3 separate regions of the Mus musculus genome follow, and all the other regions are linked to region 3. The links are chromatin loops, found by intact Hi-C in ENCODE. Cell type or tissue: heart. All regions are shown on one strand. Each heading gives the region's core, and the rest is flanking DNA. Links, peaks and the distances in the headings are about the cores only. Region 1 overlaps Gm31486 (a long non-coding RNA gene). Region 2 overlaps Gm31486 (a long non-coding RNA gene). Region 3 holds the start of Podxl (podocalyxin-like).

Region 1 (10,639 bases), core at 639-5,638, 59 kb after region 3:
ACTTGCATATACATGGAGGGGCCCCAGGATGCAGCAGAAAGCTGATCATGGTGGTTTGTGTATTTTTTTTAATTAGACTGATGGCAGGCAGCTGTCACTGCTTTCTTATTTATTTATTTAGTCCCTGCTTTCTGATTAAAACTCGGGTGCTATTTGCTGATGCCAGGGGTCAACTTGTGTTCTGAAAACACAGCGGGGTCCAGCTGCTGACCTTGGAGCCAGCTTGCTCACAAGCTTGCCAGCAGGATCAGTGGCATCCGGGGCCGGCGGTTCCACTTGATGGTGCTCCTGACTCTGGGTGCCAGTTCAGAGCCCTCATTAGGACCACTGTTCAAAGAGAAGAAAGCCATCTGTGTCTCCAAGTAAATCCAGTTGTCCAAAAAACGGACTGATATTTCCCTTCAGAGAACTGTTGCTCACTCAAGCCTTTCAGTGTAATAGTATTTCTTGGGGGCAAATTAGTTATGAAGCAAACCCAGATAATGGTTAGGGTTTGTGTGACAGGTGACAGGTGACAGGTGTTCTGATGGGTCAGTCCCATGCTTCAGTTCCATGGATCATGCAGACAGAAAGGAGATGAATAGAAGGATGACACCCCCCCCCCAGGAGCAGGCACATCTCTGACCCGAGAAACTCAGACAGGTTGGACAAGGTTGAGAATTCAGAGTTAGATAAACCAGATACAAGCCAGCCACTGAAGTCCTTGCCATGCTAGCATGAAGACCTGAGTTCAGTTCCCCAGAACCCATGTAAGAAGAAAGCGCAGCCTCAGTGGTGTGCATTTGCAATCCTGGTACTGAGGAGGCAGAGACAGGCAGATCCCTGGGGGAATCACTGGTCAGCTACACTAGCCTACTTGGTGAGCTTCAGGCCAACGAAAGACTCTAGCTCAAAAGGCAAGGGGAATGGCTTTTGAGGAATGGCACATAAGGGTTGTCTACACACACATGCACACATGTGAACTGGAACAAACGTGAGCACATACATGCATTTGCTTACACATGTGCAACTGTACACATGTACACTCACATAAGGGGAGGGGAGAGGGAGAGAATGAGCCCCCATAAAACAAAAGACAAAACTGGATAAACCATTGGTCAAGACACATACCAAAGACCATAACAAATCAACTTTGAGGTTGGAGAAATGGTTTAGTGGTTAGGAGCACTGGCTGTTCTTCCAGAAGACCAGGTTAAATTTCTAGCACCTACATGGCAGCTCACAACCATCTGTATGTATGTTCTAGGGCATCCAAAACTCTCTTCTGGCCTCTGTGGGCCAGGCTCACATGAAGAATACAGACATACATTATAGGCAAAATATCCCGTGTATGGATTATTTTTATGTGTTTTGTTTGTTTGTTTTGAGACAGGGTTTCTCTGTGTAGCCCTGGCTGTCCTGGAACTCACTTTGTAGACCAGGCTGGCCTTGAACTCAGAAATCTGCCTGCTTCTGCCTCCCGAGTGCTGGGATCAAAGGCATGTGCCACCACACCCAGCCTATTTTTATGTGTATTAAAAAATAATTTTAAACTAAAAGAAAAAAATGAAAACCAAACCAAACCAAACCAACAACGACAACCAACTTTTCCGGGGTTTAGCTCCCTGAGCCCAGCTGTACATTGCCCTCCTTTGTCCTCCACTCATCCAGGTGTGCTATGGCAGAGGTTGGTTTGAATTGTCAACTCACATGGATGAAGAAACGTCAGGGCACAGAAAAACATTGCTTTGAGTGTATCCGTGAAGTTACCCGTAGTTTACCTGAGGATGGAAGACCCAACCTTATAGTGGACAGTCTTGATTCTCCTGGGCCAGCCCAACACTGACATTCCCCTTTCTCTGATTCCTGGTTAGAGTCAGGATCCAAGCTGCTGATGCGCTTCCCCACCATGACCAACTGCGTTCCTCTGAACTGTGAGCCAAAATAAACTCTCCCTTCATGAATTTGTTCCCCCACCTCCTAGGCATTTATCCACAGCAATGAGAAAAGTAACAGATGCACACATCTCTAAGGCCTGTGCTGCTTTCCTTTTTCTTTCCTGGGTCTTCCTCAGGGCTTTCCCTTCTGAAGAACTGAATCACGGGTAAATCAGAGAGCATATACTTGCTTAGTACTTATTTATTTTTAACTTTGTCTGCATGCATGTATGTGCACCTTGTGTGTGTGCCTGGCACCTGAGGAGGTCAGATGACGGCATCAGAACTAGAGTTACAGACGGTTGTGAGCTGCCATGTGGGTGCTGGGAATCAAATCTGGGTGCTCCGGAAGAATAGCTGGTGCTCTTAACTACTGAGCCATGGCATAGTTATTTATCCAGCAGCATAGACTGGGAGTCCCTAAGTGCTAGATGCCCACCATTCCCTTCAAGGACTCCCTCTGGCATGCACTGAGGGCCTTGGCTGGAGCTTCATTCCTATATTCCCTTCCTGGAAAACGTCTCTCTGTGGACTTCTTGACATTGCTGTCTATCCCAGCACTAATCCTGCCTGCCACATGGTCTCTTCAATGTCTGGGGACTCTCACAGTAGCTAACAGACACCATTTCCCGGCATAGTTCCATGCTTCTCAGGCCCTATGCCTGGGAGTGACAGCCAGGTCTGTGGGTCATGGGGTAAGGGACAAAAGGTTACAGGACTGTTTGCTCTGTTTTCAGTGTGCACAGAGTGAATGGCCACCATGAAAAGCAAATGAGTCAGGGGATGAGAAGGTGGTACTCAAGCAGGAACAAGTTACACAACAAATCTGAAACATCTAGGAGATGCGGGGTTCTGGACCAAGTACCAAGCAACCTTGCAGCTGACTCGGGTGACTAGCAAAGTCAATTCAATCAGTTGAGACCCACTGTGTGATGCAGATCAGAGAACTGGCTCCTTGGACTTAGAGCAAGGGCAAAGGCAGAGGTACAAGGGATTTAGAGATGGAGCAAGAGAAAGATCCAGAAATAAAAGGAGGATGGGAAAAAGAGAGTGCTCACAAAACATCGATGATGTGGGTTTGGGTCACATAGTCAGTTCTCCTGAACGGCTGAGGAGCCCCCTCACCCTAAGGAAACAGATTTAGAAGTTTCCAGTTATGAAAGAGATGAAAGAAAACAAGCCACGGCAATAAGGTGAAGGGTATGGCTCCGGATCGTTCAGCCAGAGGCTGAGTGGAGTTCAGGACTCTCTCCAAACCTTCAGACATTGTCTCGGGTATGAAAACTGGAACTTGGAAAGCTGAGTAGGCTGGGTTTCCTGGGGAAGGATTCGTGGATGGGAACACAAATGAAAGGAGAGATGACCCATCTGGTTTCACAGCCATACTCGAACTTCTTCCTTTTCCCTGCCCTCGGCCTGCTCACCGCCCTGTCTGATCTCCCCTTTGTTTCTCTATCTTCCTCATCTGGTGCCTGCATGGAGCCGGTTTCTTTCCTTGTGATTCATTTGGTTTTCTATTCAGTTTTGTTCCGTCATCACCACGGCAGAGTGTCGGCCACTGTGAAGAGCAAATGAGTCCGCAGATGTGGCTTCTATGAAGAGGGTGGTACCCAAGTGGAAGCACGTCATGCAACCAATATGGAACGGTGAGGACGAACGGAGTGGCCCTGCCTTGCAGCTCAGTGGTGTGAGTAACAAGTGCAGAATGACCTCAGATACTAAATAGGGGTGACACAGGCAGTGGCTCATTGGCAGGAACTCGCCTGGCTCCTGGCCTCCTTCCTGCCCTTCCTTCATTTCCCTGACTCCTGGATGCTTTCAGCTCATTTCTACCCTCTCATCAGAAAATTCCTGGTTGTCTCATGAACATCCCATTCAATATGCCCCACCAGGAATCCCATGGTGGGAGCTAACCCAGGGCTCTTGAACATGCTACCTTTCCCTAGAAGCTTATGAGGCACATACAGTCCTAATTACATCACATTGCTTCTGGGATGTCACTGACTGTAAGATGCAGCTTATTTATAACCTTGAGAGAGAGCAACGGGCTGCTGAGATGGCTCGGCAGGAAAAAGGTAGTTTACACACAAGCCTAATGAGCTCAGATTGACCTCTGGAGCTCACAGAAAGGTAGAAGAGAACTGACTTTACAAAGTTATCTTCTGTTCTTCACACGAGTGCCTTGGTATCACGTCTCTCCCTCACACTTCATGTGCACACACATAATACTAACTTTTTTTTAACTACATGTGGTGGCACATGCCTTTAATACCAGCAGTTGGGAGACAGAGAAAAGAGGAATCCCATAATAAGTTCAAGGTTAGCCTTGTCTACATAGATAGTTCTTGATCAGTCAGGCCAATACAGTCAGGCTAATACAATCAGGCCAATACAGATGCTGTCTTTAAAAAGCTAAAATAAAAAATTATGAGAAAGAAAAGATTAAGCATTGCTGAGTCACTCTTGGGGTGTTCACCCATTCTCTTTAATATTCAAAGTGTTTCTGTATTTGTTAGCAACTCCAATTATCAGTTTACTTTGTATGTGAAGAAACATTTTATACTTAGTCATGGATATTGGAATCCCATATCTATCTTATCTATCTACTTTAAATAAATATCTGTCTGTCTGTCTGTCTGTCTGTCTATCTTATCTATCTATCTATCTATCTATCTATCTATCTATCTATCTATCTATCTATCTGTTTTTTATGACAGGATTTCTTTGTATAGAGCCTTGGCTGCCCTGGAACTCCCTATGTAGACCAAACTGGCCTTGAACTCATAGAGATCCACCTCCCTCTGCCTCCTGAGTGCTGGGATTAAAGGTATGCATCACCCTCACCTGGCCAGTATATTTATATGCAGTTTGTACATGAACTAAAGGTACCTTCTGGGGGTCAGTGCCTGAGATGGAGCCAGGGCTTCCCCCTGTTGAGCATATACTCTGCCCCTGAGCCGCACCCACCCTTGTCTCTGTTCTCTTAGGGTTCCCCATCTTTGTCTCCCCAATCTTCTCAGTGGTTTAAAGCTCAGTTATGCTATTCTTTTTCTCTCAAGACGGAGTCTCATGTATCTCAGAGTTTTCTAAGTAGCTGAGGGTAACCTTGGACCCCTGGTCCCCTTGTCTCCTTTTTTCAAGTGTTGCGTTAACAGGTGTGTACCACCGCATCACATAGACTTATGTCACACTTTTAATGTAGTATTCTTCATGTCCTTATGAGCAGCTCAGTGTTTTCTAAAAGTGTGGGTTTTCTTGCAAATACCTAAAATTGAGTCTATAACTTTAAAGATTTATTTTTGTCTTGTGTGTATCAGTGCTTGGGCTGCATGTGTGTACATGCACCACATGCATGTCTGATGCTGCAGAGGCCAGAAGAGGGCTTCAGTTCCCCTGGAATTGAAGTCATAGACAGTTATGAGCTGCCAAGTAGGTGATGGGAATTAAATTTGAATCCTCTGGAGAAACAGCTGGTGCTTTTAATCTCTGAGTCATCTTACCAGACCCAATTCTGTAAGTTTTGACAATAATAGTAAGTACTGACAACTCTGTCATTATTACTTTTCAACTAATGACTCTACGATGATGCTAGATGTATTAAAATGCTGAAAAACAAAGCTAGCAACACCAAGTATCTCATAATTAATTAAAACCAGAGCTGGAGATGTGGCTCAATTTGTTAGAGTGCTTGCTTAGCATGTGTGGGGCCCAATATTTGATTACCAGCCGCACATAGATGGGGCATGGTGGCACATGCTTGTAATCCTAGCACATAAATGATGGAGACAGGCGAATCAGAAATTCAAGGTTAGTCTCTACTATGTGGCAAATTCTAGGCCAGCTTGGGGCACATAAGACCCTGTCTCAAAATAAAAATAAATAAATCAGTTGTTATATCACAGATGACAGAACTAAGTTGTGGGGAGAATAGATATCTTTCATGGTCAGATGGCTAATTAGTGACTTTTGAGCCCAGACCAGTCTTGACTCTGAGTATGGGCTTGTATATATGTGCTCTGTCTTTATCTCTGTCTGTCTGTCTCCCTTCCTTTCCTTCCTCTCTCTCTCTCTACTTCCTTCCTCTCCTCTCCTCTCCTCTCCTCTCCTCTCCTCTCCTCTCCTCTCCTCTCCTCTCCTCTCCTCTCCTCTCCTCTCCTCTCCTCTCCTCTCCTCTCCTCTCCTCTCCTCCCCTCCCCTCCCCTCCCCTCCCCTCCCCTTCCCTCCCCTCCCCTCCCCTCCCCTCCTCTCCCCTCCTCTTCTCTCCTTTCCTCTCCTTTCTTTCTCTGAGACACAGTCTCACTGTGTAGACCAGGTTGGCTCACTAACTTCCTACCTTAGCCTCAACTAGGGCTGCCATTAGTAGCTTTGGACTCTAACATACTGCTGTGCTCCAAGACCTTGCTAGAAGTCCATTTCTCAAAGCTGAGGCCGGTCAAGCTCTCGTTCCAGGGCTCTGTTCTCAGAGCCTCCCACACTTGCTGAAGTCACCCACTAGCTTCTCTGGCCTGGTTCTAGTTATACTGGGCACAGTCCTGTCCTCCTAGGCTCATACTCCTGGACCCTTCTGTAGAGGACAACTCAGCCACACCTCAGAGTCTCATGTCTGGCCCAATGCCATGTCTGGTAAGACACGGGCAGCTCATTTTCATGTCATAGCAGAACCCAATCAGCATCGTGCCTGGCCTGGGCCCCTCAGTGGAGGACTAACTTCCACGTGGGTACCTCTGTCCCCATGCAGGCTTCTGTGGTCCTAACTACATTTTCCATCTCCTGTCCCTGGGGTGTCATGAAATTAGCCAGATGGTTCAAGAAGTGGCCTAGAGATCCCAGATACCCCACAGCAGCCATTGGGGTGCATGGGTCTACTTCTTCAAACTGTGTAAGTGATATCCTGTCTGGGGGGGTGCGCTCTTCATATCATGATGATTTATGGGAAGATGCCTGGTTTTGTACGTTGTAGACATTGGCATTCCTTGTCCTCTGAGACTTCAGGAACCTGACCCCCAATGGTGACGTAGGCATTGCTAGCTGAGAATCTGAGGGTGTAGAAGTGTGTATGTACATGTGTGTGTGCATTTGTGCACAAGTGTGTAGGGTGGGGTGGAAGTGCTGGCAGGCAGACCTTTTCTGATTTAAATCTCATTTCCCAGAGGCTCCAGGACCCTCTCTTCCAGTTCCTGCCCTGGGCTGTGAGCCAGCGGCTACAGTGGGAGACACCCAGACCAGCGCCAGCTTGGGGCTCTAGATGCCCTCCTCCGTGGTGTGGGGGCAGCAGAAACCCATGTGGGAGCAACAGAGAAGGAATGTTCCAGGCCTGTTCAGTTATTAAAGACTTCTCAAGATAAATGAATCACAAGGGAGAATAAAGAAACAGAAAAGCAGCTAAATTAAAAGACACCTCCCTCCACACTTTGCCCACCAGACCTAGAAAGCATTTGGCTGATGGTCAAGGTTGTTTGCAAGAAGGAATTTGTGTCATCCCTGGGCACTAGGGCCTCTGAATGTCCGTGAGGATGTAGAAACTATCCCACTGGAAAGGCCCTAGGTGCAGGCTCAGGTCTAGATGTTGGGCAGTGGCAGGAGCGTGGGATAAGAAGCAGCTGAGAGGGGCGGAAGCTCAACTTCAGGGTGCCAGATGCTCTGCGGTCTTGCGGTGCTGGTATCAGAGGGAGATTCTGGGTAATCCATGTGAGCCTTAGGCCAGCAAACAGACTCTGGCTAGATACAACCTTACTTCTGTATCCACCTAGAGACTTGGGAGTGTATGACCCAGGGAGCGGCCAAATGGCACGAGAGAGCTGGCTAGGTCTGGTAGCACAGGCCTGTAATCCCACCTACTTCCAAGGTTGAAGCAGGAGGGTCTCAAGTTCAAAGCCAGTCTGGATTACAGGGTGAGTTCAAGGACAGTGTGAGCAACTGACTGAGAACAAAGAGGTCTAGGGAGATGTCGCTCCGTGGTCGAGCACTTGCCTAGAATGTGTGAGGTGTCCTGTCCAGTCCTCTGGGGAGAAAGAAGGGGAGGGAAAGGCTACAAGAGCTGTGTAGTGTTGGATGAGGGCAAAATCAAAATGGACCAGGAATATTGATGCGCAGGGCTTAGGCCTGCGGGACTGAGTGGAGAGAAGAATTGGGGAGCAATTTAGAACTGATGGTTGAAGGCTTTGACCTTGGTATGTACAGAGGAGCTGACTGGAGCTAGCACAGGATGGGCCTGAGCCAGACCTTGCCATTGCCTAGGAGGGTCGGTGAATCAGAGCCCAGCATGTCAGAGCTGGGAACCATGTGATCTTATCTTCTCCTTTTAGAAGCAGTCCAATAGGCCCAGAGAGGGTAAGTACTACTGTCAGGTACACACAGCTTAGGACCCATCAACTCCTGAGCCGTGTACAAAACTGACAGCGATCCCATCTCTCACGGGCTTCTCTGTGGCAAGGGTCATACCTTGCAGGGTAGGAAGCTGCCACTGGAGCAAACCTGTGGTGATCTTGGGGGGCAGATGGGTGAAAGGTAGATGAGGACTCTGAAGACACAGGTTTCAAGTTGAAAAGTACATTTGTAACCCTGGCGTTTTGAAGGGAGAGGAGAAACATATCCACAAGTGTGAGACTGCTCTGTGTAGTGATGCCATGTCATGAACCCCCTAAGAAACAGAAAGAAATCCGGGGTCAGCTAGCCTGGTATTCAGAATAGTGAACAGGAGACACTGTCTCGAACAGACTGGAAGGCTAGGACCAATGCCTGCAGCCTTTCTCCGGCTTCTGCGTGTACATCTGTGTTTGTAGCCCCCCCTCCCATTTACATATACACACAGATTTTCAAAAAGTTTAAAAAAAAAGTGAAGGAAAGAAAGGTCCAGTTTTAGGTGTTTTATCCATCTGCTCAATCCTAGAATCCCAGGCAAAGCTGAGTGGACTTGGGTGCCTGTCCATTCAAACCTCATGGCTCACATGGCCTGCCTGTGGCCTGTCAGGGGTCGGGTGGCTTTAGGCACATCCTAAGAGGTGAAGAAGATAAAGGGCATGAGGAGGGGCCTGGTGGATGGGCTGCCTGGAGCAGCCCAGGTGTGGGGAGGAAGGCCAGAACTGGCTGGTTTTCCCGATGTGGTCCTGGCTTCAGCAACATCAGAGCTGAGAGCCGGTAAGCAATCAAGGCTCCTGGCAACATTCCTCTCATAAGTGGAATAACACAATGCCTTTTAAACTCCTCCTTAATTGACAGCTGCAGGGAAAGTGCTCCATCATCCCTCCTCCTCATCCCACCTGCTCTGGCCCCATGGAGGAGTCCCTGTTTCTAGCAGGGCTGACAGGAGATAAAGGCCAAACACGAACTCTTGAGCTCCTGGCTGGGGGCTGCGGCTGGGGCCTCCTCGTACCCAGGGCCCTGCTGTTTAGACAAACCTCAGGCATGCTTAGGTCTCCTGCTCCTGGTACAACTAGGGGATGATGTCAAATTGAGCTGGTAAGAGCCTTGGAATTCCAGTGCTGGGTCCCCCAACCCCAGACACCCCCCTCTAGCTGCAGATGAGGTCATGGGCTCTATCTTGAGAAGAGAGCCATTTATGTTGCTAGAAAGGAGCCAGGTAGGTGACTCAGGCTTTTACTGCCAATGGTGGGCAGTCTTGAGGGGAAACCCAGGCATGTAGGCACATAGGGGACAAGGTCTGTGAACTCAAATGTGATGGCTGTCACTGGATCTTGGCACAGGTGAATAACTCTCTTATCAACCTTAGCATCAGGGCCCACACTGGAATTTGTAGATGGGGCAGGGGAATATGTCCTTGCAATGTATAACATGGTTCTGGGAAGTCATCTCGAGCTGGCAGAAGAAAGTAGGGCACGCAGCCTTTAAGAGGTGGCCTCCATGGGCTGGTGAGATGGCTCAGTGGGTAAGAGCACCCGACTGCTCTTCCAAAGGTCTGAAGTTCAAATCCCAGCAACCACATGGTGGCTCACAACCATCCGTAACGAGATCTGATGCCCTCTTCTGGAGTGTCTGAAGACAGCTACAGTGTACTTACATATAATAAATAAATAAAACAAATATGTATTTAAAAAAAAGATAAAAAAAAAAAAAAAAGAGGTGGCCTCCACAGTGTTAGGAAAGAGGCTTGCAGGCTCTGGGGAGCTAGGAAGGGTTTGGATGGAAGTCGGTAACGTGATCAGATGTTGGGCTCAGAAAGGTGCTTCTGGAGGAGCAGCGGGACGGACTCACAAGTTTAGGGATCGTTTGAGATGATAGCAAACCCAGCGGCAGATAGCACAAGCCCGAGCAAGGGCCCTAGCGGAAAGAGGGCGAGTCGGCAAGTGTGTATATTGACATTGGGACTGTCAGTATTGTATGACTTGGCCTAGGATTACAGCTATGGGGAGGCAGCAGTGAGAGGCAGCACTGGGCTAGTAAATAACTGATTTTTGAGACAGGGTCTCGTATGGCTACATAGCGGAGGGTGACGTTGAACCGACTCTGCTGCCTCATCTCCTGAGTGCTGGGATTATACACCCTTACACCTGGTTCACGCGGTGCTAGGAATAGAGCCTAGGGCTCCATACATGCCAGCCAAGCCTTCGACCAGCTAAACGTTCTCCACCGATGATGACCCTAGAAGGGAGATCTGTTTGGGTAAGAAAACATTACTATGGTCCAGTCAAGCTGTGGTCTGAGGACCACATTAACTGAGAGGGGTCCTATAGCAGCGAACGTATTCAACATGGACAGTGGGAAGT
Region 2 (10,639 bases), core at 5,111-10,110, 52 kb after region 3:
TTGCCTCATCAAAAGCATCATTGCCTGGTGTGAGGATGCAAGTCTATAATCCCAGCACGAAGGAGCCTGAGGCAGGAGAATCACAATTTATCGAACAACTTGAGACTGTCTCAAAGAAGGATGAGGTGGTAGTAAGAGACCTTGCTTAGTCAAGTGTTTTCCTAGCATAAAGCTTTGAGGTTACTCTCAAGAATTCTATAAAACCACACTCAGTGGTCCATGCCTGTAAGCCTGGGACCTGAGAGATGGAGGCAGGAGAACTAAAAAAGTCAAGGTTGTTATTGGCGTTATAGAGAACTAGAGGCCAGCTGCGATACATGATTATATTGAATTTGAGAGAGAGCAGGGAGAGGTATATGGGAGGGGTTGGTGGAAGGAAAGGGAATCTCAGGAAAGTGATGTAATTCTAATTTCAAAATTAAAAGAAAACAAAAAAAATTCAAGAGAAAATACTTCCTTCGTGAATGCCTAAAGGATACACTGACAGCTCCCGCGTAGCAAGACACCACTGCCTTGGTTCATTTTTCCATTTATTTTATTTATTTATTTATTTATTTATTTTACATTTCAATCGCTGTTCCCCACCTTGGCACATGAAGTCTCTGCAGTACTAAGAGCATCTTCTCACACTGAGGCAGACAAGGCATCCCAATTAGGGAATGGACAGCCCATGCTTCAGTTGTTGGGGGACCCACATGAAAACCTAGCTGCATATCTGCTACATATGTGCAGGGGGCCTAGGTCTAGCCCACACATGCTCTTTGATTGGTGGTTCAGTCTCTGAGAGACACTCCCCACCCCCAGCCTTGATTAATCTTGGGTACCCATCCCAGAGAGCATTCTGACTTTCTAGTATCGACTTCTCATAAAAAACTCTTTCTTTGATGAGCTATGGAAGGAAGTCTCCTTCTGTCTTCTTGCTGGACTCTGTTAATGGGATATAAGAACCAAGAGAAGGGTGAGATTAGAGCATATAGCCCAGTGGCTCTCCTCCCTGGCCACCTATGGTCCAGCAGGTTGCTTCTTAAGAGATTTTCATCTCCAGTTTCTCCTCCCCGCTCAGGCTGAGGCAGACTGATGGCTCCTAGCTGTGACTGTGGCTGTGCTGTTTTGTGACTTGTCTTTCGAGTTCCCTTAACCCTGTCCACCTGTTGTGAATAGTGCCTTTATTTCACGCTGTAACCTTTTTCATACACTATTGTTTCCCTGCATACACCGTGACTTTCTGTCAGCTTCCCATCTCCATGGTTCAGGCTGTTACCCTGCCTCCCCAGCCAGCCTTCCCCCTGGCTAGTGGTCCTTCTTCTCATGTGCAGCCACCAGCTTTATAAGTGGTCCACACCTTGTTGTTTGCACACTCTTTCCTTAGACAGTCCCCTTTCTCCGCTATTGCAGATGTGCCGAATACGCACGCAAAAAGAGGACAGATGGGTGGATCGAGAGATAGCTAGATATGCTATCTCTCTCTCTCTCTCTCTCTCTCTCACACACACACACACACACACACACACACACACACAGAGAGAGAGAGAGAGAGAGAGAGAGAGAGAGAGAGAGAGAGAGAGAGAGAGAAAGGGAGAGAGAGACAGAGAGAGACTTAAATAATAGTAATAAGTGTGTGTGTGTGAAATAGACACCAACCTGGATTAGTCATGCTACCTGGTAGAGGCAGATATCAGCTGGGAGAGCTGCCTGGAAGAGACTCTCCAACCTGTTGAGCTGCCTGCAGGCTGCGCACCGGTTTCCAGCTTGTCTATGTAATCGATCACCTATGCTGGAGTGGGGTTTTGGTGCTGCGGCTGTCTTTGAGCCTTTTCTCCCTGTAAGTAACCTCTTGCCCACGTACTTCAGTGCAATTCACCGGTTCACCAAGTTGGACCTTGGGGGCATTCTGACTTGGGCCTGCTATTTGTTCCCTATCTGAGATGAATGTTTGTGTCTCCACAGGAATAGTGTCACACAAGAGCATAAAGTCTCCAGGACCATACCCTCCACCCTTCCTACACATAAGACGTGGACTCTTGTTGAATTTTGATGTGGTATCAGAGAAAGGTACCTAGAATTACCTGAATTTGTTCTCAAACATTTCTTTTCAGGTGTAAGTTTGCAAAGTGAGGGATTTGTATTCTTTCAGACAAGTCTTGTCATGTAGTTCTGGCTGGCCTAGAACTTGCTAGATAACCCAGGCTGGCCTTGAATTTGTGACAATCCTCCTGTCTCAGCCTCTCAAGTGTTGGGATTACAGGTCACGAATCACCACACCTGGTTCCCCTGTATTCTTCAAATAAAACGTGAGTCAAAAGAGGCTGAATAAAGAGGCACACATGGAAGACAGGAGGCCTCTGTTAACTAGGACAGCCTTGCAGGTGGGCAAAAAATATCACTCTTTTCAAAGTTGTGTTTTGTTTTGGAACATAACTGTATTTAATAAAATATGTTATTTACTTCTTTTTTAATTTTTTTTTTTTTATTGTTTGAGACAGGGTTTCTCTGTATAGCCCTGGCTGTCCTGGAACTCACTTTGTAGACCAGGCTGGCCTCGAACTCAGAAATCCGCCTGCCTCTGCCTCCCGAGTGCTGGGATCAAAGGCGTGCGCCACGATGCCCGGCTGTTATTTACTTCTTAAATATGTTATATTTAGTAAAATACACTCAGGGTTGTTTAGTGGGAGCTGGAGAGGTAGCTCAGTGGTTAAGTACACTCAGAACTCATGCTCATGACTTCAGTGCTATCACCATGCGTAGCAGAGAGCAGAGAGCATGAGAACAAAAATTAAAATTAAAAAATTTCATTTTCCATGTAAAAGAATAACAACGAACCCATTATATATGAAAATACTTGATTAGAACTTGAAAAGAATTTTTAGAATTGTACGCGAATGGATGTCTGCCTGTACATGTGTATGTGTACCATGCGGATCAGTGACGGCAGGAAGCATCAGCTCGCTGAGAACTGGAGTTAGACAGTTGTGAGCTGAGATGTGAATTCTGGGAACCCAAGCAGGGTCCTCTGCAAAAAGCAGTTACAGCTTTTACCACTGAGCTGTCTCTCTGGCCCTTGCTTATTTTTCTATTTTAATTACTTGTGGGGGACTGTTTCTAGGAATCGAACCCACCTCAAAGTCAAGGTAAGAGTCTGTGCCATCGATAAAGTGGCACTGAATTCAGAGAATTCTTCCCCCGGTGCTGCGGGTTGCCTGGAACCGAGGCTGCCGGCCCCTCCTTATCAGGGACGGTTGCTTATCTCCTTCATGAAGGAAACATTTGCTGGAAGCCTTTCAAGAGGGACAGCTCCTTGATGGCAGAGCTGGCCAGTGTCTTTGCAAGTTATCTGAGATCCCGGAGGAAAGGGGCCTTTGGCAAGTGGGCAGTGTGCCTCGCCTGGCAGGAGCTCAGTCTACCTTCCCTCCCTACCGAGCTGAGGGTACCATACTTGCAGGTGAACCCATGTGGCTACTGATGCAGAGAGCGGAACAGGTCAGACTCGGGGAACCAATTCTTGGCTCAGCTCTGGTCCTAGGATAAGGACTGTTTTTGACAAATGAGAAGAAAAGACACTCATCTTGTGGAGAGAGGAGTCTTCTAGAACAGTCCTTTTTCTGAAGGCATTTCTTGACAAAGGTTATGCCAAGTACAGACCCTAAGGATAAAAAGGCCAGCCCAGCTTTCACCTGGGACATGAACCCTTCTGTTTTGAAATCGGGGACAGAGCCGTGGGTGAAAGAGATCTTGAGCCATTGTTGGTTGGCTCCTTCCATCTTGGAGCTGCGGGTGCAAACCGCTGCGCCCCCGAGGACGACTTTTCCTGGCTCCGGGCTCTGGGGTTGACTCAGAGGTAGTGTGAGGTGGACGCCATGGGAAAGGGCTTGTCTGAGAGGAAAGCCTGTGGTTCCTGGAGAGAAACATTTCACTTCCTCATTTCTCTGGCTTCAGCTGCACTGCCTTCCCTGGGGGACTTGGCAAGCCCTGGCCCTGGACCATAGTAGCTGGAGAAGCTACAGGCAGGGTCCAAGAGGGAAGGTGGTCCAAAGAAACGCAGGAGCCCCTTACAGCCTAATCCCCAGGGCCTGGGGGAGGCAGAGGCTGGTACAGGTTAGGACTGTGTTTCTACCACCGAAGTCCTTCTGAAGTGGGAGGGCAGACTGTATAATTTATGGATTTGGCCCAGCTGGGGAAGGGGCTGAGCTGGGAGTCCTGGGCCTCACACTCCTTCAGGGTAGATAAGGAGAGAGATCAGAGGAAGCTGCTGTGAGCTCACCCCGTATACACCCGGAATCCAGGCTCTAAGACCCAGAGGCAGCAGTGGCAAGACAGATATTTATGCATAAGGAGGGTGCTTGGTTTGCTCTTTTCAAGCTTCTCGAACACCCCTCTCACCGGAAGCCAGCTAGCACACCCAGTGTCCCTCTGTCCTCCTATCTTGTCAGATCTTCCAGGAATTTTCCTCCTATTTTGACTCCTCTGTTGCTTTCTCCTGACAAGCCCGGGTTGGCCTGAACTGAAGGGCAGTGTCAGCTTCCTCCGATCTGGGCATGACCTGCACCTAGTGGGGACTGTCTGTGCCTGCCGCTGCCCTGCTTAGGGGTCTCTGGATACAACCTCTAAAAACAGATTGACCCCAGAGCCCTGGGACACGTTTAGATATTCCTGGAGGTGTGGGACTGCCGGTCAGGCCACACATCAATCACTCGGCAGCTCATCACCTTAGACTCAACCTAGGAGACCTCTAGTCCCTGCCTCTATCCCAATCAGACTTTGGGAACCCTCTTTTCTCCCTGGTGGAGGGGCCTTTCCCAGATCCTTTCTACCAGTCTCCTTGGGAAGTCCCTTTGGCTTGTACATGTGACTCTCAGTGAGGGAACCCCAGCCAAACTTAGTCAAAGGAGCTTGAGGTGGCTGATCTGAGACTGCCTGTGTCCCTTAGACTTACCCAGGTCCCTATGCTCCACTGGGGCCACAGCGGTTTACTGTAGGGTGTGCGGGGCCAGTCAATGACCTGCCCGAGCCCCGTGTACTCTGAGCTTGGTTGTTGGTCATTTCTCAAGCACAGGGCCAAGGTCTTAGACCATTTTTGAAATCTAGAAACCATCCTCTACCATCCAAGCCTCAACATTTTTTCTCCCTCAAAACAAAGACTCTCTTGATTGTTATCAGTCTGTTGACACATACATATACATACCAATGTCTTGGTAATAAAAATAATGTTATAAGCAAGTACTTACTGGTGATTGCTATTTTTCTGAATATGACTCTTTTATTTTATTTTATTTATTCACTTTACATCCTACTCACTGCCCCCTTTCCTGTCACTCCCTCCCACAATCCTCCCCCACCCAGATTGATTCTAAGCTCATTTTATTATCTACCTACCTACCTACCTACCTACCTACCTACCTACCTACCTACCTACCTATCTCTATCTATCTATCTATCTATCTATCTATCTATCTATCTATCTATCTACTACCTACATCCTATCTACCTGAGACAGGGTCTTTTGTATCCAGGCTGGCCTTGAACTGGCTATATAGCTAAGGAAGATCCTTTTGCTTCCAACGCTAGAGTGTTGACATCATAGGCACATGCTACTCTGCTCATTCGTGTGGTCCTGGGGCTTTGGGTGTGCTAGGTAAGCACTCTCAGTTGAGACATCCCCAGCTGTCTAAGCACAGTTTAGCTATTAACTCCTGTGTTCTCTGCAGCTGGGGAGAGGTCTGCCTAACTATTCACCTACACAGCGGCGCCTTCAGGGTCAGGGATCTCTTCCTCAAGGACTCCTTAAGCCCCAGGAATGTTTGCAGATGATCTGCCATTGTGAAGTCCTTTGTCAAACAGGGTTAAAGTTCTTCTCCTTCCTACTCTCTTAGGGACAAAGGGCAACAGAAAGATATGGGGAGAGATTAGGCCAGCCAGGAGAGACATGCTTGGGCCTCCCGGAAGGACTGAGGAAGCCACTTTATCCTGTGTGATACCCTAGTAACCTCTGAGTGATGGACTGTGGGTAGCCTGGTTGAGTGGTGCATTGTGGGTAACCTGGGTCTCTTTTGACACTTTTCTGGATTTTCTACCATAAACAATTCCATTTATACTCTTTAAAATTTTTAAATAACACTGTTATATGTTCTTTTGTGTATTCATGGGGGAAGTGAGGCTTGTTCATGCCACAGCACTCTTACAGAGTGGAGGTCAGAGGACAACTTGTGGAAGTGGGTTCTCTCCTTCCACCATGATTAGACTTTGGTGGCTAGTGCCTTTATCTGCTGACTCATGACTGAGCTATCCTGTCATCCCTCTTTTGTACCCCTTTTTTGGTTTTGTTTGTTTGTTCATTTGATGTTTGCTTTTTAGTTTTTCCAGCCAGGGCTTTTCTCTGTAGCCCTGGCTATCCTGGGACTGCTCTGTAGACTAGGCTGGCCTCGAACCCCCTTTTGCACTCTTAAAAAGAGTAGATAGATCTTTGCAAAATGTTAGTTGTTTATGTGTGGAGAGGGGACTGTTGTACCATGTTTTCAAGGGCAACCACAGAAACTCCCGAGCTCTTTGGTCTTCAGCATTTCTCCCAGTGCAGCTGGCTAGTTGTCTGTCCTGCTGACCAGAGAGCTGCTCTGGCCGGCATATGGCAGAATGGTAAATGAGAACCTTGGAAATCATGGTCTCAGCTCTGGCCACTTCCCTTTCCAGAGCCATAGCTTGATGTGGCGAGGTGCCCGCCATGTTGGTCTCTCTAACGGTGAGTGATGCCACCCCTCTCCTCAGTTGCCCACTTCCACCTGGAGCTGGAAGTTGCTCACTATTGATGGGCATCTACAGTCCTTAGCAGAAGTCCTCAGCATGTGGTGCACGTCTGAAGAAACACCAAGGCCTGGGTTGAATGCTCTACCAGCCAAACCAAAATTTCTGGGGGTTGAACTTGGGACAACATTAATGCCTTCATATCCTTGATGGTTCCATCAAGGCAACGGGGGAGACAGAGATACAAGACTTGTGTTGACAAAAGACTGCACTCTACCAGGCATTGGCTGACTTCTCCAAGGACTCTAAACTGATTTGGAAGTTTGAGAGCCAACCTGGTCTACTGGCACGGGCCTGTTATCCCAGCTACTCTGGAGGCTGAGGCAGGGTGATAGGAAGTTCAAGGCCTTCCTGGGCAACTTAAGAAGAATCTGTCTCAAGATTAAAAAATACAAAAAAGATTGTACAAGCTCAGTGTTTAGCATGCGTAAGGCTCTGGGTCCAATTCTTAAAACTGTTATAAAATTTAGAAAGTTTTTTTAAGAGGGAAAGAAATGAAAAGAAGCATATTAGAACCAGTACATAGAGATGGGAGCACCCAGTGTGACATCCAAGATGGGAGCACCCAGTGTGCCGTCCAACCAACACGACAGCATAGACACAGAAATACTGAGGGAGAGGAAAGGCAATCAGGACAGGTTTTCTAAAGGTCTTGGAGGCAGGTTTGGGGGTGATGTCCCACTGCGGAACTGACTCTCCTTGTCATTTCTAAGGTCTCCTCAGGGGCTCCTCTTCTGAAGCCATCCCCCTCCTGCTCTGGCTGATCTCATTGTCACCCCCGGGCTCTGTTGTTGGGTGTGGCTGTCCACTCTTTAGTCACTGCCCTGGCTCTCCAGGACACCCCGGCAGGACTAGGCATGGACTGATAAGAGCTGTGCTTGTTAGCACAGCTGTTCTTTGCAACACCCAAGCCTTGTTTTCAAACCTGCGGAAACTTGGGTGCGGAAGCGGGGCTGCATCCACCCGACTTCAGAGTTGGGCTCGCTTCCAGATAAAAGGAAATTCAGTCAGTTTTCCCAGACACGTTGACAAAAATAGTGTTGACAGGAACCTCATAGGGTCTGCTGGGGTTCCAGTGTGACATCTACAAAAGTCAGCTGGGCTTTGTGACTGGATGCTGTTAGGAGTCCTGTTCAAATGAAAAACTTCTCTGGAAGTGGTTCTTGTGGAGGTTCTTTGGGGACAAGGTTCGACAAGGTGGAGGTGACCTACTCTTCTGCGGTTGACAGTCTTTCAATGGGCTTTTGGGGCCTCTTGGGCTGAGGGGCTTAGAAGAATGTTCTAAGATAAACTGTGTGGTTAAATAGATAGTATAAAGAGAGGGACAGGTATGGGATGGTAACTCATGTTTGGATAGAAGGGAACCTAGCATCTTGGTGTTCCCTCTCAAGTGTACGCACCCTGGGTAAAGTCCTGGTGCTGGATGGAACTGGATGGAGCTGGATGGAGCTGGATGGAGCTGGATGGAGCCGGATGGAGCCGGATGGAGGCAGATGGAGTCAGGTGGAGAATGTCTCCTGTGGAAAGTTGCTCTGCCTCAGCATCTCCATCAGGACTTGAGGTGCTGCTAACACAGATACCTTTGTTCATATTCTTCTGGGACTTTCTAAAAAAGACTGCCGGGTTGGTCATCATATGACAAGTGATGGTTGCTTTTGCCAGTGAATGGCAGCACTAAGACTGAAACGCACATCTCTCAATTGCCTGTTCTCCCCCACTCAGAGAGCTAGCTCATCAAACTGTCTCCGGAAACTAGAGATTACATAAAGCAGGGGTAGGAAGAACCACGCAAGCCCCCATCCCTCACATTCACCAGTATGCCCATATTGGATGAGGTCTAGATGGGACTAAGGAGGCTCTTGTAAGCAGCACCATTGCCATACCCTACAGAAAGGTGGAGGTGACCTACTCCTCTGCGGTTTTTGTAGGGTTTTGGCCTCTGTCAGTGAGATGAATGAATGTAGGGCATCTGGACAGAGACTGGCAAGGCAGAGATGCCTGGAATAAGACATTTATCTGTATGTAGCTTCTGTGTCCTTCTTGGTGAAGAACAACACACATACCCTCCATGGATGTTGTCCAGGTTAAGATGAGACATTATTTCTGAGTATGGTATACAGAGTGCTTCATAGGCTGGGAAACACACCTTTATTAGGGCTTTCCATTTCAAACTGCTTCTGTCTTCCTTTCCCTTGCCCATCTCCTCTAGGCCCTAGGGGATTGGGTGTAGGATGGGCCCGAACCTTTGAGGAAGAGACAAAGCTATCCCAGAAGAATAAGGAACTTGTCTTGAGACACACAATGAATCATCCCTCAGCTCTAGGGTCTTAGGTCTTGCCTCCTAGACCCCTGGGGCTCCCTCTCTGCCCCTGTCACAGAGTTCCTGCTTTCTATGGTCAGCACACACCCTGCCTCCCCCTCTCCCATTGCTCTTCTTTACCGGAAGCCCTGCCCCATTGCCCAGAGGCTTGCTGCCTGGGCTTCAGGAGTCCAGCTGTGCTGGGCTGGTGTTTCCTTAGGTAACTGTGATGATTCAGGCTATGACTATCACAGTCCAGGTCAGGGGAAAGGGCTCACTCAGCCCCTTGGCTGAGCAGTGGTATGTGCAAACACTGCTTAGATAGGTTATTGCTGAGTATTGGAGTCGGCTCTCTCTTCCCATCTCCCAGGCTTAAGAAACTTGGGGTTGGGAATGACTGTCACTGCTGGGAGGGAAAACTGGTGGCAAAGGTGATTTCCTTGGGTTGCCTGAGCTCCGAGGAAGGGAAAGAGCACAGGGTCTTTAGGGGTTGGGACACTTTTAAGTAGGGCTGATTCTATTGCTTGAGTTTTATCCCAGGAAAAAAGGTTCTTAGTCACAGGAAAGCTTTAAAGTCAGACGCATCACGGACGGACGAGCTTGTAAGTGTGGGGCTGCTGTGCTATTGTTTGTATTTTTGAAAGCAGAGTCTTATGTAGCCCAAGCTTGTGACAAAGCCAAGGAGGTTGGCCTTGAACTCCTGATCCTTATGCCTCCACTTCCTAGGTATTAGGATTAGTTCAAGTTCCTTCTGGTAGCCCTGGTTTTGTTGTTTTGTTTTTCTCATCTAAGAGGGGATAAAAATACTATTTATAGTTACTTTGAAGATAAAGGCTCTAGTTCTCAGAAACCTTCACAGAGGGCCTGGCTTAAAGATGCTGGCCTGTTGGGGACTTTGTGACAAGAATGACCAGGAACACCCTATACCCCACCCTTTACTGGAAAGAGCTCACGAAGTTCTAACTGTAAGGTGGATGGGTCCTCTCGGCACGGAAGAAATAACACTTGGTTAATTCGGTAAATATTGACTGAACACTTGCTGTGTGCCAGACATTGTTCAAGCAGCGCAGGAGATGACAGTGAACCAGTGTCTGTCCTCGGAGTATGGATGTATGTGCAGGACAAGGGGGTAAGGCGTGGGGCAGGGACAAATAGAAAGACATGTAAAAATAATTTAACTTAGGGCTGGGGCTGCAGCTCGTGGCAGAGCATTGACCTAGCCCCGTGCATGACCCGGAGTCCTAGCTACTGCCCTGGAAAATAGGGATGGGTACTCTGAAAGCACAGAGGAGGGTTGTACTCTGTGGGCTGTTTGGGGTCATGCAAAGGAAGCTTGTCTAAGGATGTGTTAACAGGACTCTATGGATGGAGGAAAGGCATAAGCAATGAAAGCCGCCTACAAGGGTTTCCTTTGTAAAGAAGAATTAGGTCAATGGGGCTGGGGAAGATAGCACAGGTAGTAAAGTGCTTCTCTTGTAATCATGAGGCCCCGAACTTAGCCTCTAGAACTCGTGTTAAAATGGCTCAGCGGTTAAGAGCACTGGCTGC
Region 3 (10,639 bases), core at 3,730-8,729:
AGGAGCTCTCAGGCTCGCTGGAGACACTGGCACACACAATCACAACTCAGGCTACCCACTTTGTGACTGTACTTAGAAGTTCTGTCTGGCATTGATTGGCCAGATAACACCAAGCTTAAGTTACCTTAATGGCAGACAGGAAGGGACAGATTTGGTTAAAGGTACATTTGTCAACCTTTACTAAATTCCTCCAGTCCCCAGAAGAGATATGGCACCAAAAATTCTGAATTCACTGGTACACAGGTGTCTTTGCCAAGTATTTGGGAACACCCAGAAAGAGGCAATATTCCACCTCCTTGGTCTACACCTCTCATCTGAAAAATAAGTGAGCTCTGGCAAGTAAGTTCCAGATGGCTCTCAGGCCTTGGACAGTTATGCAGAGATGGTATAGAAACTACTACCCTTGGGCAATTGGATTCCGTTATTAACATTTTTCACTTTGAGACGGGGTCTCCTGTAGCCTAGGCTGACCTAGGATTTACCATTCTCCTCCTGGCCACCTCCCAAATACCAGGATTACAGGTGTGCAGCTATGCTCGCTCTCTGTGGTCCTTGAACTCCATCCCCGGTTCCTGGATTCCACTTTGAGTAAGCAGTGGGCTGCTACCTAAAGGAACTTTATCTCAAGCATTGCCGAACACAAGCAGCTCCTTACAATGTTGTGCTTTTGAGACAGGGTCTTATGTATCTCAGGCTGACCTCCAGTTTCCTAGGAAACCAATGACTTTCAACTTCTGATGGCCCTGCATCAACCTCCCAAGTGCTTGGATGATAGATTTGTGCCATTATGCTGGGTTTATTCAGTGCTAGGAGCTGAACTGGGAGTTCAAGTCTGTCCCCACCCCCATAATGTATCTTTTGAGTAGATTATTTTCTTGAAAGTTTTTTTTTGTTTTGTTTTTGTGTTTTGTTTTGTTTTGTTTTGTTGAGACATGATCCCACTCTGTAGCTGGCCTGGGACTCAGGGATCCCCTCACCTCTGAATGCTAGGATTAAGGACATGCTCCACCACATGCAGCTTTGAACATACTTGGTCTTCTGTGTCCATCCCAGATCCGACACTTCCTTGGACCTGCCACAGCCTCACAAGCGGATGAGACACACGACAGAAAGACTCGTCCCACAATGTTTCTGGGAATAGACTGTGACAGGAAACCATACCAACTGAATTCCTTCCTTGCCCTGCCTCAGACACTCTGGGCACAAAGAAGAACAGAGGCCAGAGCTGAAAGTCCTCCGGACCCTAGGTCTGCTGGGTCTCCAAGTCAGCTCAGGCTTGGCTCCAGCTGTGGAGAGCAGCACTGGCTGGAGCAGAGACCGGTTCCCAGTACACAACTGGAAAGGGAGTCCACTAGGCGGACGTCGATGCGGGGATTCCCTTTCAGGTCTGCATCCAAGGATCACGTGCTCAGCACAAGATCCCGGTTCTCTAAAGGATCTACGTGTGGACAGGCACAGCAGGCTATGGAGCCCAGGCTCAAGACACAACCCATTCAGCAGCCTCCTCCCCAGGGGCCTCTAACCCCATGGTCCCTCCCCCTCAGCTTCCAAAGGTAGGTCTCCTCTGTGAGGATGGAGAGGCCCCAGGAAGAGGCTGACTGGCAGGCTCTCTTCACCTGAGTCTAACATTCCACACTTCTCAGCGTAATCTCCTGAGGACTTTAAACTGCTGGTCCCGGCCCCTCCCTGGGAGGCCACACCCTACCTGAAACCTCTGTGCCTTTTGCAGTCAGGCTACCTCTGTTGATGCATACCTCAGAGTGAATCCTGTCAGAAAACCCCTGCCCCCTCCCTACTTGTGGAACCTTCCCTTCAGGCAAGTGGCTGGCTCCCTCCCCTATAGAATTCCTCACAGAGCCCACCACAACCCCCCTAGAGTGACTCCCATCCCCAAGCCTGCTTTTCCCCTACACCTTACAATTCATCTGAGCTTAGTGACCCTAGGAACAGCTCTCCCACCCCCTGCAGATCCTCTTTTATTTTAAAATCTCCATACGAAAACACTCCTGGAAGCTCTTCACTGGGCTCATTAAGACAGCCGCCCCCAGCCTCTGGGAAGCAAGTCACTCGTCCACGACCACCAACAGCAGCAGAATCCCGATGTTCAGGATGTCTCAAGCCTATCAAGTGCCCAATACACCCATTCAATTCACGGCAGTACCACGCAGCTGCTGACATCCGTGCTTTGGCTACAATGTTAAATCTGTTACCCTTACCATTGTTCATCAGATGAAAGACAACCTATGAAGCAGGTTTGTGATCACTTCAGTAGGAAGCCTAGGCTTGAAAAGTCCACAGACATGCAAGTGTGGGGCCCAGTCAGAGAGTTTCCACCATGCCAACCCACCTGTCTCCTGCCCAGGTTTCATCCCTCAAAAGGCTATCATCCAGAGAGGCCTAAATCAGTCTCTCTTTTCAACAGCCAAGGAACATGGAAGTCAAGACATCCACAACAGTGAAAACAGAGGTCCCTCTGTTCCTCCACCCTACTTTACAGAAAGGAAAGTGGAGAGCAAAGGTCTGACTTGCCCTGTGGCAAAGGAAAAGCCCAGGAAGGACCCCAGGATATAAAGGCTGTTTACCTCCAGGGTGAGCTCAAACCACCAGCTTAGGAGGAAAGCAGGAGACCTGTTGGGATAATCCCTTTGTTACAGAGACTTGCACTGGAAGCCTACAGTTTTGCATCTCATCATAGAATTCCACCAGTTGAGGTGGTGCTGGGGGGTGGGGGTGGGGGTGGGGGTGGGGAGATATGGCTGATGACAGGCCTAGAGGAGGGTGTAAAACCACCACAACCCAAACCCAGGTTTGCCCCCTAAGCCTTTTTTGACCTGGATACAATTCACCATCATCATCGTCATCATAATCAATTTGCTGTCCTCGTCATCAGTGTAACCATTCCTCCTCGCCACCAAACACTGTCAAAGAACGTCTCTATATTGCCACATACTGTGAAAATGACATTTCAGGATTTCGGTATCCAGGGCTCAGTGGTGCTAAGAGACTTGCTGTTTGGAACAAGGCCAGGTTTCTGGACACATTTGTTCGAGCATATTGATCTCTGACTATGAGCTGTCCCTGTGGTAGAGTCTGGACAGGGCCCCTCAGCAGGCATCATTCCTAGGCAGTTGTCAGGTGCCAGACAAGAAACCCAACCTTGCCGGGGCGTGGTGGTGCACGCCTTTAATCCCAGCACTCAGGAGGCAGAGGCAGGCGGATTTCTGAGTTTGAGGCCACCCTGGTCTACAAAGTGAGTTCCAGGACAGCCAAGACTATACAGAGAAACCCTATCTCAAAAAGGCCAAAAAAAAAAAAAAAAAAAAAAAAAAAAAAGAAGAAGAAGAAGAAGAAGAAGCCCAACCTTGATGTCCAGGGACCCGGTTGGGAGCAGTTCACTGATGGCTTCCAGGGATCTCCCTTTAGCCTGTATCTTCTCCAAGCTTGGCTTCTATAAGATTGGAATCACTGTGGACTAACTAGCTCATCTGGCTTTTGAATGGTACTAGGGGCTCCCCCTCCAAAAGACTGCATGTGAAGACCATGAAGTTGCCAGGGCACTCTACAGACTTGTCGGTCCTTGTTAGACTGTGGCCCTCCAAGCTCTTCCCATCTTCCTCGAACTGCACCCCTCCTCAAGGAGCACAGGCCCTTCCCCCAATGGGAGTACTCTTCCCTTCCAGGTCCCGTTGGAGTCCCAGGCCACCCTCCGGAGGTTTAAACCTCCATTCCCTGAGGACCAGCCCTCGCCACCCTACCATCTCATCTCTCATTGTTCTGCAGAATCCTGTTCCCCCAACACTAACTCCCACAGCAGCAGAGTCCCTTCCCCGCTTGGGCGGTCACCACTGTACTTCCGACTCTGGAAAGCCTCCCTTCGCTACTTTCTCCCTGCAGCTACCTGCTCAAGATAGGCTACTCCGTTTATGAAACCTGCCTCTCTCTCCTGGGCTGAGTCTCTCAGCTGTTTGGCAGGGACTTTGGGACACCTGCTCTGGTTATGTTTGCAGACACTGCCTGACCTCTCAAACAGAAAGTAACATTCCACCTTCAGAAAGAAGGTAGTGGGATCGTCTCCAAGCTGGGTCTGATGGGAGATGGGTGCCCGAGGTATTACTAAGACACAACTCAAACCTCATTTGTGAAAGAAATTTCTTGTTTACACAAAGGGGTGGGAGGGGCCCACCATCCTGGCCATGCTCTGAGAAAGAATCCGGTCCTTTGGCAACATGAAGGCAAGGACCCCACTGAACCAGGCTCTGGGACCCTGGAAGGAGCGCTTATTCCACCCGTCCCGGGACAAGCTTAAGAAAAAGCGCTTGCACAAGAAGTACGCTACACGCGTGGGCATTTAGGGATTTGAGGTCAGTTTCAGGGGCTCCTTCTTGTGGTCCCTGCCCGCGGCTTTGCTTAGTTTCAACGACCTCCCAATACGGTCCCCTAGTAGCCCCAAACACGAGAAAGAGAAATCGCATTCTGGTGGTCATGCGGGAATCTGGGACCTCCCCACAACCCAAAGTTTCCCCCCCATCTCCAGCGAACCCACCAAGTGCCCCCTTTACAATCTCACAACCTCCGGCTCACTCTACACCAGTGAAGACTAGGAATAAATCCACGATCTGGCCCCGCACCTGCGGGGTTCTCCAATTTGGAGGGGGCGTGGATGGTGCCAAGGTCAGGACTCTGCGTGCGGCCACGCGGGAGAGGCTGCAAGCGGTCCGACCACGCGGTGCAGCCGGCTTCCCAGGAGCCCCACCAGGCTTGGGGCGGAGGGGAATGACCAGGGGTCCCGGCAGAGCCGCGGCTGTCCACTCACCATTATGGGAGTGAGATGCAGGCGACAGTAGCAGCAGCAGCAGCGCGGAGAGCGCCGTAGTGGGAGGCATGGTTGTGCTCGCCCGGGGACTCCGAGCAGGTGGCTGCGGCGCTGGCGCAGGGTCGCGCGTCCGGACAGCGGGAGCGTCGGCGCCGCTCCGGGAGGCCTGGCGACGGCCGCGAACTCCGGAGTCGCGATCCGGCCGCTCCTCCTGCCTACCGCAGAGCTGGGCTGGGACACGGAGCCAGCAGCGACGAGCGAAGGTGTCTGCGGCCCGGGCGGTGTCTGCGCCGCTGCGGCCCCGCGCACGTTGCTGCGAAGACTCCCGCCCCGTCCCGTCCGCGCTGGCCTCCGCCCCCTCCCCCAGGAGCTCGCCCACAGCGGCGGCGGGGTCGGGCGGGGCGGCGGCTGGGCGGGCGCTGGGCTGCGAACAATAAGCAGAGGAGGAAACTCCGCCCTGGAGCGCGGCGGGCGGGGGAGCAGGGGCTGGCGGTCCCGGGCAGTGCGTGTGTGAGTGAGTGTGTGTGTGTGTGTGTGTGTGTGTGTGTGTGTGTGTGTGTGTGTGTGCCTGTGAATCTGTGCTCACGCTGTGTATACTTGCCTGCGCGCGCGCCAGGGACCCTGTCAGACAATCAATCCATGCCGCGGATGTCCTACACATTGCTTTTGCAGGGGATCAGCCCGGATCCTCCATAATGCTACCGCCCTTACAACGCAGGCACAGGCCCCCCCAGTCTGGAAGTTCCGATAAGAACCGACCCTTCCAGGCCCCCAGACCTCAGCGCCTTCCTGCGGCAGAACAAGGGAAGCAGGTCCCCTGCCCAGCAGGTGCCTGGATCTCGTGCAGTCCCCAAGTCTGTCCTCCGGGATGAGCCCCGTACCATCTGGACGGGTTTTTGTTTTTGTTTTTGTTTTTGTTTTTGTTTTTAACCTCTCCCACCGATGTACAAATGGATGCGACTCTTTTAAGGCAAAAATTTCAGCGCTTAATTCGTGCGCGTCTGTGTTCTAAGTGCTTTGCACGTATTAATTCGCTTGCTCTTCACGGCAGTCACATTTTTAAGCCTCGTTTTGCAGACAGAAAAATAGAGTTAAAAAAATAGTTTAAAAAGTTGTTTAAGATCCCTTAGGTGGTAAATAGCAGCCTTACTTCTGAGATTAATCTGGAAAAATACTTTGCACAGAGCCCGTAATACTGTAATTGAGCCATAAGAAATAATATTGCTGAATAAAAAGCAGCAATGGAGATTTAAGGGCCTCGGCGTCAAATCCAACCTGGGCTCAAAACCTAGTTGGGCTAACTCACTCTGAGTGCTTTGATTCTTTACATACGAAGAACAAGGCTAACAACACTTCCAACAGCTGCTGAGACACTTGCTTGGGAGACGCACTTAGCGTAGGGCCAGAACCTTGAACAGCCTTAATGAAAGAAGCAGCTTTCGCTCGTGAGAAACCCATAGACCTGAGGTGGGAGATCGGAATTGGAGAATCTCATAAATGGAGAATCTCATAAACCCGAGTTTACTCTGTGAAAGGACAAAGAAGCTCGCATCCTATTCGTTTGGGGAGGCGGGGAGGCTTTGCGGGCTGCAGACTCAGTGGAGTCCCCTGCAGAGGTGGCACTCTCATCTCGGGATACAAAGCTGAAGGGGGAGGGGAGGCTGACACGGAAAGGATATGGTGAAAATTTGTCACACATGACTCCTGGGTTGCTAATCCGGAGTCTTTCTGTCAGATGAGCCTAAGTGGAGAGATTGTTCCCGGATCCCAAGGACCGTGGACCTTATGAATCTCTCAAGTGGGCTATGCGCAGGCTCATCGTGAAACCGCTTAGGAAGAGTAGGGTTGGGGCGTCCTTGCAGCGGGCCTCAAGTTTGAGAAGAGCTTCCAGGCTGTCTTTACTAGGAAGTTTCTGCATGATCGTTCTGGCATGGTATTCCACGCCGCGTATGGGAAAGACAGAGGGTGTTCCCTGTGAATACGCCGGTGTGTGTGTTTATGTGTGTCTGATGGTCTTTTTTTTTTTTTTTTTTTTTTTTTTTAGCACTGTTCTCCTCGACAGTAGTGCCAACAAAAGGCTTGCTTCTCAAACCAAGCAACACTTTTTCAAAACTGAGGTTGAAATTTTTGTTTTGTATGCTCTCCGATGAATTGTATGCTCTCCGATGAATCATGCCTTTCACTCAGCGAATCTATACAAACTCAAAAACAATCAATACTAAATTCGTGGATAAAGTCTGGGACATTTTACATTCACATGATTTCAGATTGGCCCCACTATTAGATCACACATAGTTAAAAATGACAGCAAATATCTAGACTTAGGAAGTGGGGTACTTTTTGCAGTAAAAACTGCAAAGTCAGAATTGTGGTTCCCAATCTCCAGTACTGACAGGACCCCCCAATTTACTTCCAGAATGAGGCCAACAGAAAGTGCTCTTCTCAGCTGGACTGAAGCCCTGGTTCATCTGCACAGTGAGCTTGCTGGCCTGGAACACAAGATTGTAGCTGCAATGCAGTGCCCTTTACTGATGCTAGTCCACCATACTTCTGGAATTCAGTACACATTCTCTCTCTCTCTCTCTCTCTCTCTCTCTCTCTCTCTCTCTGTGTGTGTGTGTGTGTGTGTGTGTGTGTGTGTGGTGTGTGTGTGTGTGTGTGTGTGTGACCAAACCCAAGGCCATGTGCATGCTAAGCAAGCAATCTATCATTGAACTATACTCCAGACCATCCATCCCCTTAGTAGATTTTATTTATTAAGTACACTGTATCTGTCTTCAGACACACCAGAAGAGGGCATCAGATCCCATTACAGATGGTTGTGAGCCACCATGTGGTTGCTGGGAATTGAACTCAGGACCTCTGGAAGAGCAGTCAGTGCTCTTAACCGCTAAGCCATCTCTCCAGACCAGATTTACACACTCTTCCATGTCTACTTTTCACTTCCTCAGAGTAGGCCAGAACAGCACAACAGCACAACAATATATGTAATATATATGTGTGTGTATATATATATGTATATAGGTATATATATATATATATATATATATATATATATATGTATGTATGTATGTATATGTATATGTATATGTATATGTATATGTATATGTATATGTATATGTATATGTATATATATTTGCTAATCTACTGATGCAGACATGTATGCCAGCTTGGAACCATAACACAGGGACCTATGGCATGAGGTTTAAAATTGTATTCTTGTTGTCCCTGTCAGTCCCTCACTGTTAGGAGCAACTTGACAATGCAGCTGACCACATCCCTAAATGCTGACCTGGTAAGTCCTCCTGATCTTCATCCTGAAGCACTTTGATCCTTATTCGCCATGTCTATTGAGGTAGAACAGACCCTGTCCCATTACACCTCCTACTAAGATGTAATATGCTCACTTACCCCTTCAGTGCCGTTGTACCTGCAAACAGGACCAGGGATGCCTGTCTAAAGGACCACGTAAAAGTTACATGGGCTTTCTAACCCTAGGTCAGAGCAGTGTTCCGTTTGTCTTGAAATCCAGGACCTGGAAGATAGTGCCTTATCCTGGGAAAATGCACACAGGTAAACAGATGACGAAGTGCTTGGATTTTATCATAAAAGCTGCACTTTATTCTTGACTGCCAAATTTTGTAATTCTATGAATTTCCACTGGGGCTTAAATTACCCACCTCACTCCAAAGTCATGCCCTGTGTGTTTTTATTTAACCGTGTCTACTGTAACAGGCCCTGTGCCAGACATTATGCACCGCGCTGAGAATCCACACACGGGTGGCATAGCTTCCCCTCTCTTCAGGGAGAAGTAATCCCTGTACACAAACACGGTTAGCAGGTGGCGAGAACTGTGTGGGCAGCAGAGAACAAGGCACACAGCTCAGGCTAGGGAAGGCTCTAGGAGGAGGGATGTGCGACTCTGGCTAGGTCTTCAAAAGAAGGAAAGGTGGAGCATTTCAGAGTCAGAGGAGAGAGGTCAAGATGAGCCTGGGAGCTGAGATCTGCAGGGATTCCCCACCCCCACCCCCACCCACCCCCAAGCAGAAAGCTATTTTGTAGAGTGTTAGGGCCTGACAATAGAAAGGTCACTACAGCTAAAATCTTTAAGACAATGACCAACTTTCCATGTAAAAACAATCATTCTAGCTCCAGCGTACTTAGAATGGTAGGCAGACAGATGTAATCTCAAGGGAGACCACAGCACAACGTGAAGCCAGTTCAATGGTTCAGGGAGGCCTTGAATTTAAACACTAGAGACAGAAATGAGATGAAGGTTCTAAATAGGATGTATTTGGGGGACATAAGGATGTGGGGTATGGTATAGCGGCTGTGTCTGTGGAGTACTGTGGCATAAAGGCATGACTGGGTTCTAGATATCTGCTGGTTATTAGGTGGACTATCTGGGCGCAAAGGTTGTGGGGGGCGGGGAGAGTAGGGGCATTCCTGAAATAGAGGAGATACGGGGGGGGGGGGGGCTGGAGGGTGGGGAAGGAAGCAGATTTGGGAGAAGAAAAGTTTAGTTACAAGATGTGCTGATGCTAAAGACCCGTGACACAGTCAGAGTCATATCTGGAGGTCCCATTTGTGACACTGGAGCTCGGACAGAGGTCAGGACCAAGAGCAGCCACAGGAGAGTGGTCAGGGTACAGGAGGGTTTGAGGCAGGACTGATGGGGATAGTTTCAGTGGAGATAAGAAAAGACTGAGTCAGATCCTGTGAAAGATCCTCTTTCACAGCCGGACTGCAGAGTGGGAGGGGCTGAGTTACTAAGCCAAAAGAGATGAAGGGAGGAGTTACTAAGTCCCCTTCCCCCAAATGGAGGGAGGGAGAGTCATCCAAGTCACCTGCTGCAAGGGCTGAGACAGAATCCGGCAATGAAAGAGCCAGTGTGGTTTCCATTAAGTAGAATGAATTGTCAGGGAGGTGCTGAACAGAAGACAGACGCTAAGGGCAATGTAGATGGTGGGGCGGGGTGGGAGGAGGGCGCAGAATTCAGCACCCAGGGAAGGCTTATGAGCTGTTTAATCTTAAAATGACAGAAACTTTTATGATTGTGAGTTAGGTAGAAGGAGCTAGCTTCAAAGGAGAAGCTAGAAGAAGCAGAAACAGTGAGGTTCATCTTAAGCCAAAGAATGCCAGTGCTAAAGGTCTGGAGCTGAGGGCTGGGGAGATGGCTCAGTGGGAAAGGGCCTGAGTTCAGATCTCTGCATCCTCCCTTTTCCCACGAGCCAAAAAACAAAAACAAACAAACAAACAAAAAAACATGTAAAGCTAGGTGTAGTAGCATCAATCTATAATCAAAGTGCTTCTAGATCAAGATCAGAGGCCAAGATAAGAAAATCCCCAGAAATTTGGGGATCAGTGAGTCTGTGGGGATCACTCAACAATGAAAATCCTGTTTCACAGTGGAAGGTGAGGTTTGACATCCAAAGCTGTCCTTTAGCCTCCATATATATGCTCTGTGACATGCACAGAGTAACACACACCACAATGATTTGGAGAAAGTATTGTTTTGAGACACTTTCTATCAATGGCAGATGGGAGTTACATCTTGGGTTGAGTCAGCCCAGAATGTTATCCTCTGACTTGGTGGCCATAGATTCTGGCCTTGTTCTTAACCTCTATAACCCAGTCTCTTCCTCTATAAAATAAACCTCAACCCACAGAGTCCCGTGGTAGTTGGGGGGCTCAATTCGTGGATATTTTGGCATCCACAGAAGAGACACTTCAATCTCTGCTTTGTTCCAGAAGTATTTGTTTCCTCTTACGTATCTGAGTCTAGAGTCATACGAGCCTAACACACTGTGCCCTGGAGGGACAGGT

The links. Peaks named below come from ENCODE experiments on the same cell type or tissue, not always from the same donor. Only the 100,000 strongest peaks of a DNase experiment are listed, where the experiment ranks them.
Region 1: it touches region 3 in a loop (3-fold over the local background); 8 of 42 quality-filtered maps call a loop at or near these places.
Region 2: a loop joins it to region 3, with 2.1 times the contacts of the local background. A loop is called at or near these places in 4 of 42 quality-filtered maps.

What each region holds. Positions count from the first base shown.
Region 1 is chr6:31,620,979-31,631,617 of GRCm38, forward strand. It overlaps Gm31486 (a long non-coding RNA gene), which reads left to right. Exons shown (of 3, transcript XR_001785214.1): 2 at 3,439-3,603. Among named protein-coding and RNA genes, the nearest start is that of Gm31486, 21 kb to the left of the region's middle. In heart, for the core only: no CTCF peak of the experiment used is centred there; a DNase peak (open chromatin) is centred at 3,593.
Region 2 is chr6:31,609,845-31,620,483 of GRCm38, forward strand. All of the region lies in intron 1 of Gm31486 (a long non-coding RNA gene), which reads left to right. Among named protein-coding and RNA genes, the nearest start is that of Gm31486, 10 kb to the left of the region's middle. In heart, for the core only: no CTCF peak of the experiment used is centred there; a DNase peak (open chromatin) is centred at 7,697; H3K4me3 peaks cover 418 bases; H3K27ac peaks cover 4,487 bases.
Region 3 is chr6:31,558,766-31,569,404 of GRCm38, forward strand. It overlaps Podxl (podocalyxin-like), which reads right to left and starts at 5,172. Exons shown (of 8, transcript NM_013723.3): 1 at 4,814-5,172. The coding sequence starts at 4,883. In heart, for the core only: a CTCF peak has its summit at 5,624; DNase peaks (open chromatin) are centred at 3,756, 4,676, 5,226 and 6,496; H3K4me3 peaks cover 3,107 bases; H3K27ac peaks cover 3,115 bases; H3K27me3 peaks cover 298 bases.